Linked DNA regions of Homo sapiens: all the other regions are linked to region 1. The links are chromatin loops, found by intact Hi-C in ENCODE. Cell type or tissue: OCI-LY7. All regions are shown on one strand. Region 1 has its middle 150 kb from the start of LINC01482. Region 2 overlaps MAP2K6 (mitogen-activated protein kinase kinase 6). Region 3 overlaps ABCA6 (ATP binding cassette subfamily A member 6).

Evidence for each region. Hi-C counts contacts between places; a loop is a spot of excess contacts. Peaks named below come from ENCODE experiments on the same cell type or tissue, not always from the same donor. Only the 100,000 strongest peaks of a DNase experiment are listed, where the experiment ranks them.
Region 2: it touches region 1 in a loop (5-fold over the local background); 17 of 110 quality-filtered maps call a loop at or near these places.
Region 3: it touches region 1 in a loop (5-fold over the local background); 3 of 110 quality-filtered maps call a loop at or near these places.

What each region holds. Positions count from the first base shown.
Region 1 is chr17:68,772,158-68,776,157 of GRCh38, reverse strand. No RefSeq gene overlaps it. Among named protein-coding and RNA genes, the nearest start is that of LINC01482, 150 kb to the right of the region's middle. RefSeq lists an enhancer at 1,260-1,629. In OCI-LY7, CTCF peaks have their summits at 1,522, 1,723 (motif pointing left) and 3,906; DNase peaks (open chromatin) are centred at 1,487 and 2,127; H3K4me3 peaks cover 1,404 bases; H3K27ac peaks cover 1,091 bases.
Region 2 is chr17:69,521,924-69,525,923 of GRCh38, reverse strand. It overlaps MAP2K6 (mitogen-activated protein kinase kinase 6), which reads right to left. Exons shown (of 12, transcript NM_002758.4): 8 at 2,283-2,410; 9 at 946-1,023. Among named protein-coding and RNA genes, the nearest start is that of MAP2K6-AS1, 38 kb to the right of the region's middle. In OCI-LY7, CTCF peaks have their summits at 852 (motif pointing right), 2,276 and 2,484 (motif pointing right); a DNase peak (open chromatin) is centred at 2,483.
Region 3 is chr17:69,113,714-69,117,713 of GRCh38, reverse strand. ABCA6 (ATP binding cassette subfamily A member 6) reads left to right here. Exons shown (of 39, transcript NM_080284.3): 12 at 2,228-2,338; 13 at 2,777-2,952; 14 at 3,977-4,000. Among named protein-coding and RNA genes, the nearest start is that of MIR4524A, 16 kb to the right of the region's middle. In OCI-LY7, no CTCF peak of the experiment used is centred here; a DNase peak (open chromatin) is centred at 1,553; H3K4me3 peaks cover 3,209 bases; H3K27ac peaks cover 3,254 bases.

The DNA of each region.
Region 1 (4,000 bases):
ACACATTTTTTCATTAAAACCTTAATTTGTAGGCTTTTTGGGGACTAGATGTCTAACAGGAGAAGTTGGTTTTAACGCACAGGTTGAAGTAACAGAGCACTTCCCAAAGTATGTTCTTTGGGACACTAGTCCCTCAAGATGTTTGGCAAAAAGGGCATCTGTACCCAAAATTTGGAGAAATGTTTCATGTTATATATGTCTTCTAGGAGATTCACAATGCACATGAGCTTATAAAGAATCTGAGAAATTTGGAAGTAAAGGAATAACAGATTAAATTTGCTTAACTTCAAAATGTTCAAACTTCATTGGCCAAGGAATACTTATATAGAGAAACATCTAATGAGATCTCAAGGAGCTGAACACATCACAGGAAATTCTGCTAATACAACAAGCAGATATATGAGGTTTTCATTCTTATTGATTATGACTTCCCAGAACCAGGAGAAACAGGCCTCAACACTGAGACCAATGCACAATTGCTCTACAACACCAAAAACAACTTTCTATGGCAGGAGAACAGAGAGGAGACTGAACTAATAGGTCCTTGAACTGCTGAGGGCCTTTATAGACCATTTTCCTAAGCCTTTGCCCATAAAAACTAAGTTCCAGGAAACAACAGCACAGCTTGTAGTTATGACAACAGGAATGAAAAATCAGCTTCTTCATAAATCATTTAGGAAGTGAATCAACCAAGCCATATTTGAAGAGCTGGATTCTAACACAAATCTTGTCTTCACCTAAATCTCATAGGATTATTCTTCCAGAAAGGGTTGGATTTCTATTTCTTCTCTGTAAAATCAGAAAACATGGATTGCAGTATCTTAGAAAAACTCCTCTGCCTTAAGAAGTTGTAATACTCATGAATCATAAAAAAGAAATCAATCATGTTTTCTTTTTTGCTGCCTTTCCTAGAACTTTAAACTTGCAAGGAACCTCTTTGTATATTCTCTATACTAGACGTAACTACTTTTTATTTCTGGGTTACTGGCATAGGACATTGTATTTTCTGGTTTTAGGGAAAGAGGAAAATTGAGTGCTGTAGGGACCAGACCTACAGTGTTTGTGGGTTTTTCTCCTCGTGTGCAGAGATGAGAGATCATAGAAATAAAGACACAAGACAAAGAGATGGAAGAAAAGACAGCTGGGCCCAGGGGACCACTACCACCAAGACGCAGAGACCGGTAGTGGCCCCGAATGCCTGGCTGTTTGGTATTTATTAGATACAAGGCAAAAGGGGCAGGGTAAGGAGTGTGAGTCATCTCCAGTGATTGAGAAGGTCACATGAGTCACGTGTCCACCGGACAGGGGGCCCTTCCCTGTTTGGCAGCAGAGGCAGAGAGAGAGAGAGGACAGCTTATGCCATTATTTCTTCTATGCATTTCAAAGACTTTTAGTACTTTCACTAATTCTGCTACTGCTGTCTAGAAGGCAGAGCCAGGTGTACAGGGCGGAACATGAAAGTGAAACAGGAGTGTGACCACTAAAGCACAGCATCACAGGGAGACATTTAGGCCTCCAGATGCCTGTGGGCAGGCCTGACTGATGTCAGGCCCTCCACAAGAGGTGGTGGAGCAGAGTCTTCTCTAACTCTCCCTGGAAAGGGAGACTCTCTTTCCTGGTCTGCTAAGTAACGGGTGCCTTCCCTAGGCACTGACGCTACCGCTAGACCAAGGTCCGCTAGTTAACAGGCGCCTTCCCAGGCGCTGGCATTACCGCTAGACCAGGGAGCCCTCTGGTGGCCCTGTCTGGGCGTAACAGAGGGCTCACACTCATGTCTTCTGGTCACTTCTCACTGTGTCCCTTCAGCTCCTATCTCTTTATGGCCTCGTTTTTCCTAGGTTATAATTGTAGAGCAAAGATTATTATAATATTGGAATAAAGAGTAATGCTACAAACTAATGATTAATGATATTCACATATAATCATATCTATAATCTATTTCTAGTATAACTATTCTTATTCTATGCATTTTCTTTATTATACTGGAACAGCTTGTGCCCTCGATCTCTTGCCTTGGCACCTGGGTGGCTTGCCGCCCACAGAGTGCCAAAATAATCTTCTAGGAATTCACAAATGGTTTCCTTTGGCTGAAACTTGTTAAGGGTTAAGCAAATCCCCCTGGGGAAACTCAATTTGCTTCACCTCTCAAGAGTAAAGTTAATCGTAAACTGGCCACATTTTCCCTTTTACTTCACCTTCATCTCCCACAGAGAACTCCTCTGCAAGGATTTGTTTCTCCTTTATTTTTCTACTTCAAGCAAAAGTAGATTAACCACCACGTTCTGAAAACCTACTCTTATTGGTCTTCTTTCTTAAATACTTATAAATGCACTAAAAGTCATCATTAACCCCTGAGAAGTTTTTCTGTTTTGTTTTTTTACTTTAAGTTCTGGGATACATATGCAGAACGTGCAGGTTTGTTACATAGGTATACATGTGCCACGGTGGTTTGTTGCACCCATCAACCCGTCATCTAGGTTTTAAGCCCCACATGCATTGGGTATTTGTCCTAATGCTCTCTCTCCCTACCCTTGCCCCCCAACCCCGCCAGGTCCCTGTGTGTGATGTTCCCCTCCCTGTGTCCATGTGTTCTCATTGTTCAACTCCCACTTATGAGTGAGGACATGCAGTATTTGGTTTTCTGTTTCTGTGTTAGTTTGCTGAGGATGATGGCTTCCAGCTTCAACCATGTCCCTGTAAAGGACATGAACTCATTCTTTTTTATGGCTGCATAATATTCTATGGTGTACATGTGCCACATTCTCTTTATCCAGTCTATCATTGATGGGCATTTCGGTTGGTTCCAAGTCTTTGCTATTGTAAATAGTGCTGCAATCAACATACTGTGCATGTGTTTTTCTAGTAGAATAATTGTCAAATGCTGTTGGAAGCAGAGATCCCATATCCTTTCTACCATTTTTGGCCCAACCTAAAGTGCCATCTATGGGGGGATAGTTCTGACTAAGAAGTGTTTATTTCAAGAGATGTCAGAGAGAAACTATACTTTTGGTTTCATGGGAAGTCTTTACTTCCATGCAAGGATGCTGGAACAAATTTTTCCAATCTTTTTTCACTCTGCTATGGAAAAATCTACATGCAACCAAGGAGGTGCTCATTGTCCCTTCTGCCCATGCTGAGCAAAGGATGAGATGCTTTCTGTTCACAAATTGCTACAACCACAAAGTGTGACAAAATAAGAAATTTGAAAAGTAAAAGGGCCAGACGAAAAATTCAAAGAACTTTTCTTGGGCTCCCTTTGAAAATAAGAGCCATTGCTTTCTGTACCTCAGTAAGTCTTGTACTTTTGCACATTTCTAAGACACCTTTGGACTTTTACAAAGAAGTCTTTGCCCCCACCTGCCTCTAGGGACTTGTGTAATCACAAATATTCTAAAGGTATACACATTCATTGAATTTGTGGTGGCCACATCCTTCTGTTCATCTAGCTATGATTATGGAGAAGAGAAAAGTCTCAGAGGAGTTCAATCTGAAGCTTGGACACACCATTTGTGCCTCTCTTTGGGATCCTGGAAAAAAAAAAACCAAGGATCAGAAAGCTGAGGTGATGCCCTGGGCAGGATTCCCCCAAGTAAACTTCCCACCTCATCCCCCTAGAAGTTTGCTCTCCAAAAGTTGAAGAAGGCTCTCCTTTCTATGTCACTGGGCTCTAAGCACTGGGATTACCAAAGTTTATTTTCAACAAGCCTTAAAATCTAACCCCTTATTGGCCTTGTGAACAGGGCAGGCCTCTTACAGAGGGTAGAAGCGGAATGGAACGACACACATTCAGCCTGTACTGGAGATTGTGGTAGCCACTCGGCCTCATGAGCAAATTCCCAGCTCTCACTGTTAACATCCTCCCACTTCTTCTTACAAGCTTCTCTCTTGCTTTCACTCTGTCTCAATCTTTCTTAAAGTGAAATCCTCAACTCTAGCCCCAGGAATCTAAAGGAAGAGATTCTAGCAATAGTCAAGGCTATCATCGATGATTTCTCCTCTC
Region 2 (4,000 bases), 750 kb before region 1:
AAGTTATGAATAAGTTATGAATAAATCATATAACTTTAGGGCTGTGTCTAAGGAAATCATCCTATTGGTTATCATGTATTGAGGATATACCTGACTGATACGGTTGGGCTGTGTCCCCACCCAAATCTCATCTTGAATTGTAGCTCCCATAATTCCTACATGTTGTGGGAGGGACCCAGTGGGAAACAATTGAATCATGGGGGTGGTTCCCCCATACTGTTCTATGGTTCTCATGGTAGTGAAAAAGTCTCACGAGATCTGATGGTTTTATGAAGCATCTCCCTTTTCACTTGGCTGTCTCATCTCATTCTCTCTTGTCTGCCGCCATATAAGATGTGCCTTTCACCTTCCGCCATGATCGTGAGGCCTCCCCAGCTGCATGGAACTGTGAGTCCATTAAACCTCTTTTTCTTTTAAATTACTCAGTCTTGGGGATGCTTTTATCAGCAGTGTGAAAACGAACTAATACACTGACCTGATCAGACTTTGACTTCTACTTCTCCAATAAAAATATCCTGGGAAGCATAGTCTATGTCCTGGATAACACGGCCCTATCAGGGTTCACGCACATTAGCATTCTTTGCACAGCTTAAGCTTCTTGCCTTGGCTCGAATAATTTAATTTTAAACTATAAGGAATCTGGTCAGATCCTCTCGTTTTACAGAGGAGGATAGGAAGATAGTCCATGTGACTGTAACAATTACTCAAAAAGGCATACAGCTCGTCAGAGGTGGAATCAAGAGAAAGATTGGTTTCCCCAATCCCATATCAGTGTTTTTATTGTACCACAATACAAACAATTATTACTCAAAATCTCCTACCAGCTCAGCAGGAGAGGGCGCCCCAAACCAGCATTTAGGGCATTTGTTTCTTGAACCCAACGTCCACCTCATTCTAGTTTCATTACCCACAACCTCATAGTTCATGATGATTGGCATACACTACCATCGTGATGCCCAGACTCCAAATGTCAGACTTCACACTGTATCCCTTCTGGTTGAGCTCTGGGTTTATTCTTTCAGGCTGGAAAGAAGACAGACAACTGAGAAACTGGGAAGACAATTGAGATAACGTTCTTAGCTCAATAGTCTCTGGGGATGGGGGTAGCACCAGCTGCCAAGTGAGTTGTTATAAGCTGTTAACATGCCACCAAGGCCAAGAAGACCCGGTTAACTACAACAAATATCAATGCCTCCGTGGGGTTTCCCTTCTTCTGTGTTTGTCTTTTCTTGGACACAGTAATGGATCAAGTTCCTTTCATAACAAATTTAAAATTTGCCTTAAGAAGAAACAGGGTATACATTATAAAGCTACTTTGCCCATCTAGAATTATCCTTGTTTAAAACATGAACAGTCCAGAACTCAATAAAACAAGTGTCACTGGGCTACTGTCCCATGCTAATAGACCTGAGCAATTTTTAGCTAAACACAGACAGGAAGCTTTTCAATTCAAAGCACAAGTCCATTTCCAGGTAGAATCTAGTGGCCGTTCCTCCAGTTAAAGGGGATTGCAAGGTCTCTGCTAATGACGGTGAATCTTCACAGCTGTGAGGTCCTCTCATAACTAATCTAACTGCCTTGTTTGGGTAATTTAAGCTCTATTTACTATTTTGTCCTCAACAAACAAGGTAATACTCCCCTGCAATACAGTGTGGAAAACTGTGCAGGCTATATGTATTGTGTATATATTTTTTCAAATAACGTATCTCTTTCACTTGATTTTTTTAAAGTAATATATATATAACTATGTCTGTGCCCCACCAAAATCCACAGGTTAAAACCTAATCGCACATGTGGTGGCATCAGAAGGCAGGGCCTTTGGGGGGTGATTGAATCATGAAAGTGGAATACTAATGAATAGGATTGGGGCCCTTATTAAAAAAGCCCTAGAGAGATCCCTCGCCCCTTTCACCGTGCGAGGACTAAGCAGGAAGGTGCTATGTATGATCCTGAGAAACGTGAGCCCTCATTGGACACCAAATCTTCTGGTGCCTTCATCTTGGATTTCCTAGCCTCCAAAACTGTGAGAGATAAATTTCTGTTGTTTATATGCTGCCTGGCTTACATTACTTTGCCATAGCAGCCTGAACAAACTAAGACAATATACGAAGCAAGTGAGTAAAGATTTCAGACATAAAATTTTGAAGAAATACTAAGAGGCAGACTACTTCTGGAGTCTTAGGTACATTTCCATTTTCCCTCTGTGGCCATCCATTTCTTGTTTCCCAGCATGATTTGTCGGCAGTGACATTACCAGATGCCACCCTAGCTAATGTACTTACGGCCATGTATGGTTTGCAACCTGCATCAATTGTTTTAGCAACAGAGTCCACCAAGTAGCCACTGATTCCAAAATCGCACATCTTCACTTGACCGAGAGCATTGATGAGTACATTAGAAGGCTTGACGTCTGAAAGCGAAAACAACCAGGATGCCATCATTTCAGCCTGCTTTCAAGGTTCATTTCTCTGCCACCAGAGGGCCTAAAATCTCCATTTGTCCTTCATCTTCCTTTCCCCAAGCTGCCCAACACAGAAGTAACTGCCATCCCTGACCCACAGTTAACAACAGCTTATTGCTTTCAACTTGATTTTCTATTTCATGTTTTGTTCATGCCTTGTAGAATTGTGAATTTCTCCATACAAAGAACTGTTTTCTCCACTGATTTTATGATCTTCATTACCCTCATACTTGTAGTAAGAGCCTAAAAAATTATTACTGAATCAAATGTCCAATTCAAAATGATCTATTGATATTTAACGTAGGAGTAATAAAACAAAGAACAAAAAGGCAGACTGTGACACAATGATACACCAAATATGACCAAAGCAACCTTTGTTTTTGTTTGGTTTGGTTTTTTCTTCAAGATAAGGTCTTACTCTGTCACTCAACCGGTGTGCAGTGGTGTGATCATAGCTCACTGCAGCCTCAAACTCCTGGGCTCAAATCATCCTCCCGCCTCAGTCTCCTGAGTAGCTTGGACTACAGGTGGGAACCACCATGCCCAGCTAACTTTTTTTTTTTTTTTTTTTTGACAGACAGGATGTCTCTTTGTTGACCAGGCTGGTCTCAAACTCCTGGCCTCAAGCAGTCCTCCCACCCCACCTCCCAAAGGGCTGTGATTACAGGTGTGAGCCACCAAGCCTGGCCCAAAGCAACAGATTTTGATTGAAACCTCTGCTAGCGATGTGTCAGAGGTCACATAGTGTAAAGGATCATAAACCCAGGTATTCCAGACCACAGGGCAGGTTACTGAAGAAGCAGTATTACAGACCAGATTTTAAACGAATCCTTTTGACTAGAAAAATTTAACCCACCCGCCCATATGCCCAAAAAATGGAACTACGATTATCTCTGGATAATAACATTTGAAATTACAGCTAATTTTTCCCTTTGTGATACTTTTCATAACACCCATAAAATTGGAAGTAAAAGATTATTACAAAAGCTTTAAAAATTATCCTTTATAATTTTCCCTTTAAGCTAGAAGATACACAAATTTCATTTTATTATTTTTATACCTTACATATTTTCTCTAATATGAATTACATATTTCATAATGGTGAAATAACCCTTAATGTTAATTTCAAAGTTGTGAATAATCTACAGTCTTTTTCCTATCTGTATTCCTTCCTATTTTCTTCTCATCTTCCTTCATCCTATTTTTCCAATTTTTAATAATAACAACTAACAATAATAGGCACACTGTGGAAGGCATTTTACATTATTTCCAGGCTCAGAGAGTTTAAGAATTATCCAAACCACAAGGCCCTCTTACTTACCAATACATTCCATTATTCTTCCCAAAGACAGGGTTCTGGTTATCTCTTCCCAGAAGTTTCCCTGACTACAATCACCACAATCACTACAATCACCTGCCTCAGCCTCCCAAGTAGCTGGGATTACAGACACCCACCACCACACCTAACTAATTTTTGTATTTTCAGTAGACACGGGGTTTCACCATGTTGGGCAGGCTGGTCTCAAATTCCTGACCTTA
Region 3 (4,000 bases), 340 kb before region 1:
TGAATCTATTAATTTATAACAGTGGTATCATACAATGAAAGATGTAATTTCTCTTTGTTTTTAAAGATTAATCTGCTATGAACAATATTTTATATATTGTCACTGTGAGGAAAGAACATCTAGACTGAAATCTGATAAAGGTTTTATACTAGCCGGTGAATTTACATAGTTTATATGTACTGGTGAGGTTAACTAAAGCAAGATGAGTAAAACCATTGACTATGAATTAAATTTCACAAGTCAATATCCTATAACAAACCTAAGTTATAATTTGAAATGAAAAAACACATTTTGATACAAAATATTCTAACATACAGTTTTCTATAACAGACATTTAAGCAAACATCAAAGTGAGTAGCTAGATTTCATGGAGGACTATTTACTTTTATTAAAAATAATTTTTAGGAGGGATAAAAATGATTTTTATAAAAGACAGAAGCCTTAAAAGCTGAAAAAGAAGAGCCATGAACCTTCCAGAAGTGTAGAGTTCTCCGACCATTGTGTTTATATTGCGTGTATTTTCTAATAAATACAGCATCCTCTAATTCAGTCTTATTCATTGCTTTTAGATTAGGTCTTTGAGAATTTAATGTATTTGTATGAGCAATTTTATTCTCTCTCTAGGTTTCTCTCATCAAATACCATCTAGAGCTGTGATTTCTTTCTTTAATGTTAGCTCAGGAGATACTGAAATAATTTTAAATTGATTACTTAAAGTTTTGGAGCACATTTTGAACTACCTTTGTACTCATCAAGTCATGAACTTCTTTTTGTCTAAACAAAAAACTTCTTTAAGAATTTTGTTCATTTTAAAAATAGCAGCACCTTAAAAAATTAAAAGCATTGGACATCAACACATTAAAAATATGATTATGAATTCAAACCAAGTATAGCTGCTCTTTGGGAAATCAGGGAAGAAGTTGCAATCCCTTAGCCTCCTCTTCCTTCCTCATGGAGTTAGTTTCTGGAGCACATCTGCAACACCTTTGGGACACACTTTTGAAATCTTTTATCTATGGCCTACTTTTCAGAAGCTAAGTACCATTCCATTATATGGATACCACGACTAACTTATTAACACACCAATGTATGAGATTCAATTTGTTTCCAATTTTTAGTGTAATAAAAAATACTAGAATGAACAGCCTTGTTCAATCTTTGTAAATGTCATAAATTGTTTCTTGAATATAAATTTCTAGAAGCAGAATTATTCAAAGGAAGCATACTTTCAAGATTCTTGATTCATATTTCAAATTATTTCCCTCTAAAATCATAAAAAGTCATACTCCCACAAGCAATACATAATGAATAATAATGACAACGACAACAATAGCAATAAACACTTAGATTTCATTGAGGATTTGGTGTGTGCGGGAAACTATGCTAAGTGATTTACATGTACCATTTTACATTTAGGCCTGTGAAAGACATGTTAATATATCTCTCACTTTGCAGATGACGAAACTGAGGCTTCTATTTAATTTTTCCAGTTACTGTGGGTCAGTCCCAACAGCCAGTATCACTTCCCTCTTACCCTGGAAAACACCGTATACTTTGCATTTAAAAATTACAGGCCAGGCATGGTGGCTCACATCTGTAAATCCCGAAGTGGGTGTATTGCTTAAACTCAGGAGTTTGAAACCAGCCTGGGCAACATGGCAAAACCCTGTCTCTACTAAAAATACAAAAATTAGCCAAGTGTGGTGGCGTGGGCCAATAGTCTCAGCTACAGGGAGCTGACGTGGGAGAATTGCTTAAGCGTGGGAGATTGAGGCTGCAGTGAGCTGTGATTGCTCCACTGCACTCCAGTCTAGGTGGCAGAATGAGATCCTGTAACAAAAAAAAAAAATTACAAACATAAAATTTGTTAATGTATTTGTTTAGTTGTCCCAATATTATTTATTAAATAAACCATCTTTCTAATACATTTGAAAGGTCATTTTATTAATCTTTATTTTTATATTTTCTTTGGTCCATATTAGACTTCTGTTCTGTTCCATTGGTCACTATATCCTGCACCAGTAACATATTATTTTAATTATTATAGTTCTGTCACATATTATTTTGGCAATTAGGAAAATATTGATCATTGTGTATTTTAAAGTATTGAAATGCTGAGAAATATGCCACTAAACTAAATAGCCTTGTTCTATGTTGGGACCAGGCCTGTCTAATGCCTTTCTGTTTATACTGTTAATAATTTGTTAACAATTTGTTCTAAAAATAGGCTTGCTCTTTGACATATATGAAGGTCAAATCACGGCAATCCTGGGTCACAGTGGAGCTGGCAAATCTTCACTGCTAAATATTCTTAATGGATTGTCTGTTCCAACAGAAGGTGAGTAAAAAGAAATTTCTCAAAGGCAAGATGTCTTATAATAGAATGAGGTCAAGCATATGCCTCTCATTTTAAATTTTAAATTTGATGGCTTAAGAGAAATAATGTTTATCTAAAGTTGTTTCCAAGAGCTACATAATTTTGAATATACTTCATATTTCTGCAATTTTATAAAAATTATTATCTTTATTCCATTGTGTGATATTTCAGGGTAGATGTGCAGTTCTATAAGCATATGTTTGTAACAAGAATAATTAGTAGTTCACAAATTGTGTTCACATATATGCAGTTCTATAAGCATATATTTATGTCAAGAATAGTAGTTCACAAATCATTTTAGACATTTGTGAACATATGCCAATATTTTCTTAAATGAGATCTATGAATATTAATAGAATGTATTATCTTGCCAATTTTATTTTTAACTTCTATTCTTAGGATCAGTTACCATCTATAATAAAAATCTCTCTGAAATGCAAGACTTGGAGGAAATCAGAAAGATAACTGGCGTCTGTCCTCAATTCAATGTTCAATTTGACATACTCACCGTGAAGGAAAACCTCAGCCTGTTTGCTAAAATAAAAGGGATTCATCTAAAGGAAGTGGAACAAGAGGTAGGAGGGCATGCTTGGATTAACTGACCTGCCAACCACTTACCAAATTAAATCATGACCACAGAATTCTCTTCAATGATTTATTTGCCCTGTTATGAATAAAATTTAGGCAAAGAGGTCCCATAACAAATATCGACTGCTTTAATGAGTGGTTAAAATTGCATAATATGAATCATTTTGGATTTTATTTTTATTTTTTATTATACTTTAAGTTAGGGTACATGTGCACAACGTGCAGGTTAGTTACATATGTATACATGTGCCATGTTGGTGTGCTGCACCCAGTAACTCGTCATTTAACATTAGGTATATCTCCTAATGCTATCCCTCTCCCCTCCCCCCACCCCACAACAGGCCCCCATGTGTGATGTTCCCCTTCCTGTGTCCATGTGTTCTCATTGTTCAATTCCCACCTATGAGTGAGAACATGCGGTGTTTGGTTTTTTGTCCTTGCGATAGTTTGCTGAGAATGATGGTTTCCAGCTTCATCCATGTCCCTACAAAGGACATGAACTCATCATTTTTTATGGGCTGCATAGTATTCCATGGTATATATGTGCCACATTTTCTTAATCCAGTCTATCATTGTTGGACATTTGGGTTGTTTTCAAGTGTTGCTATTGTGAATAGTGCCACAATAAACATACGTGTGCATGTGTCTTTATAGCAGCATGATTTATAATCCTTTGGGTATATACCCAGTAATGGGATGGCTGGGTCAAATGGTATTTCTAGTTCTAGATCCCTGAGGAGTTGCCACACTGACTTGCACAATGGTTGAACTAGTTTACAGTCCCACCAACAGTGTAAAAATGTTCCTATTTCTCCACATCCTCTCCAGCACCTGTTGTTTCCTGACTTTTTAATGATCGCCATACTAACTGGTGTGAGGTGATATCTCATTGTGGTTTTGATTTGCATTTCTCTGATGGCCAGTGATGATGAGCATTTTTTCATGTGTCTTTTGGCTGCATAAATGTCTTCTTCATTTTGGATTTTAAAAGTTGCGTATTTTCTCATATAGGTACAACGAATATTATTGGAATTG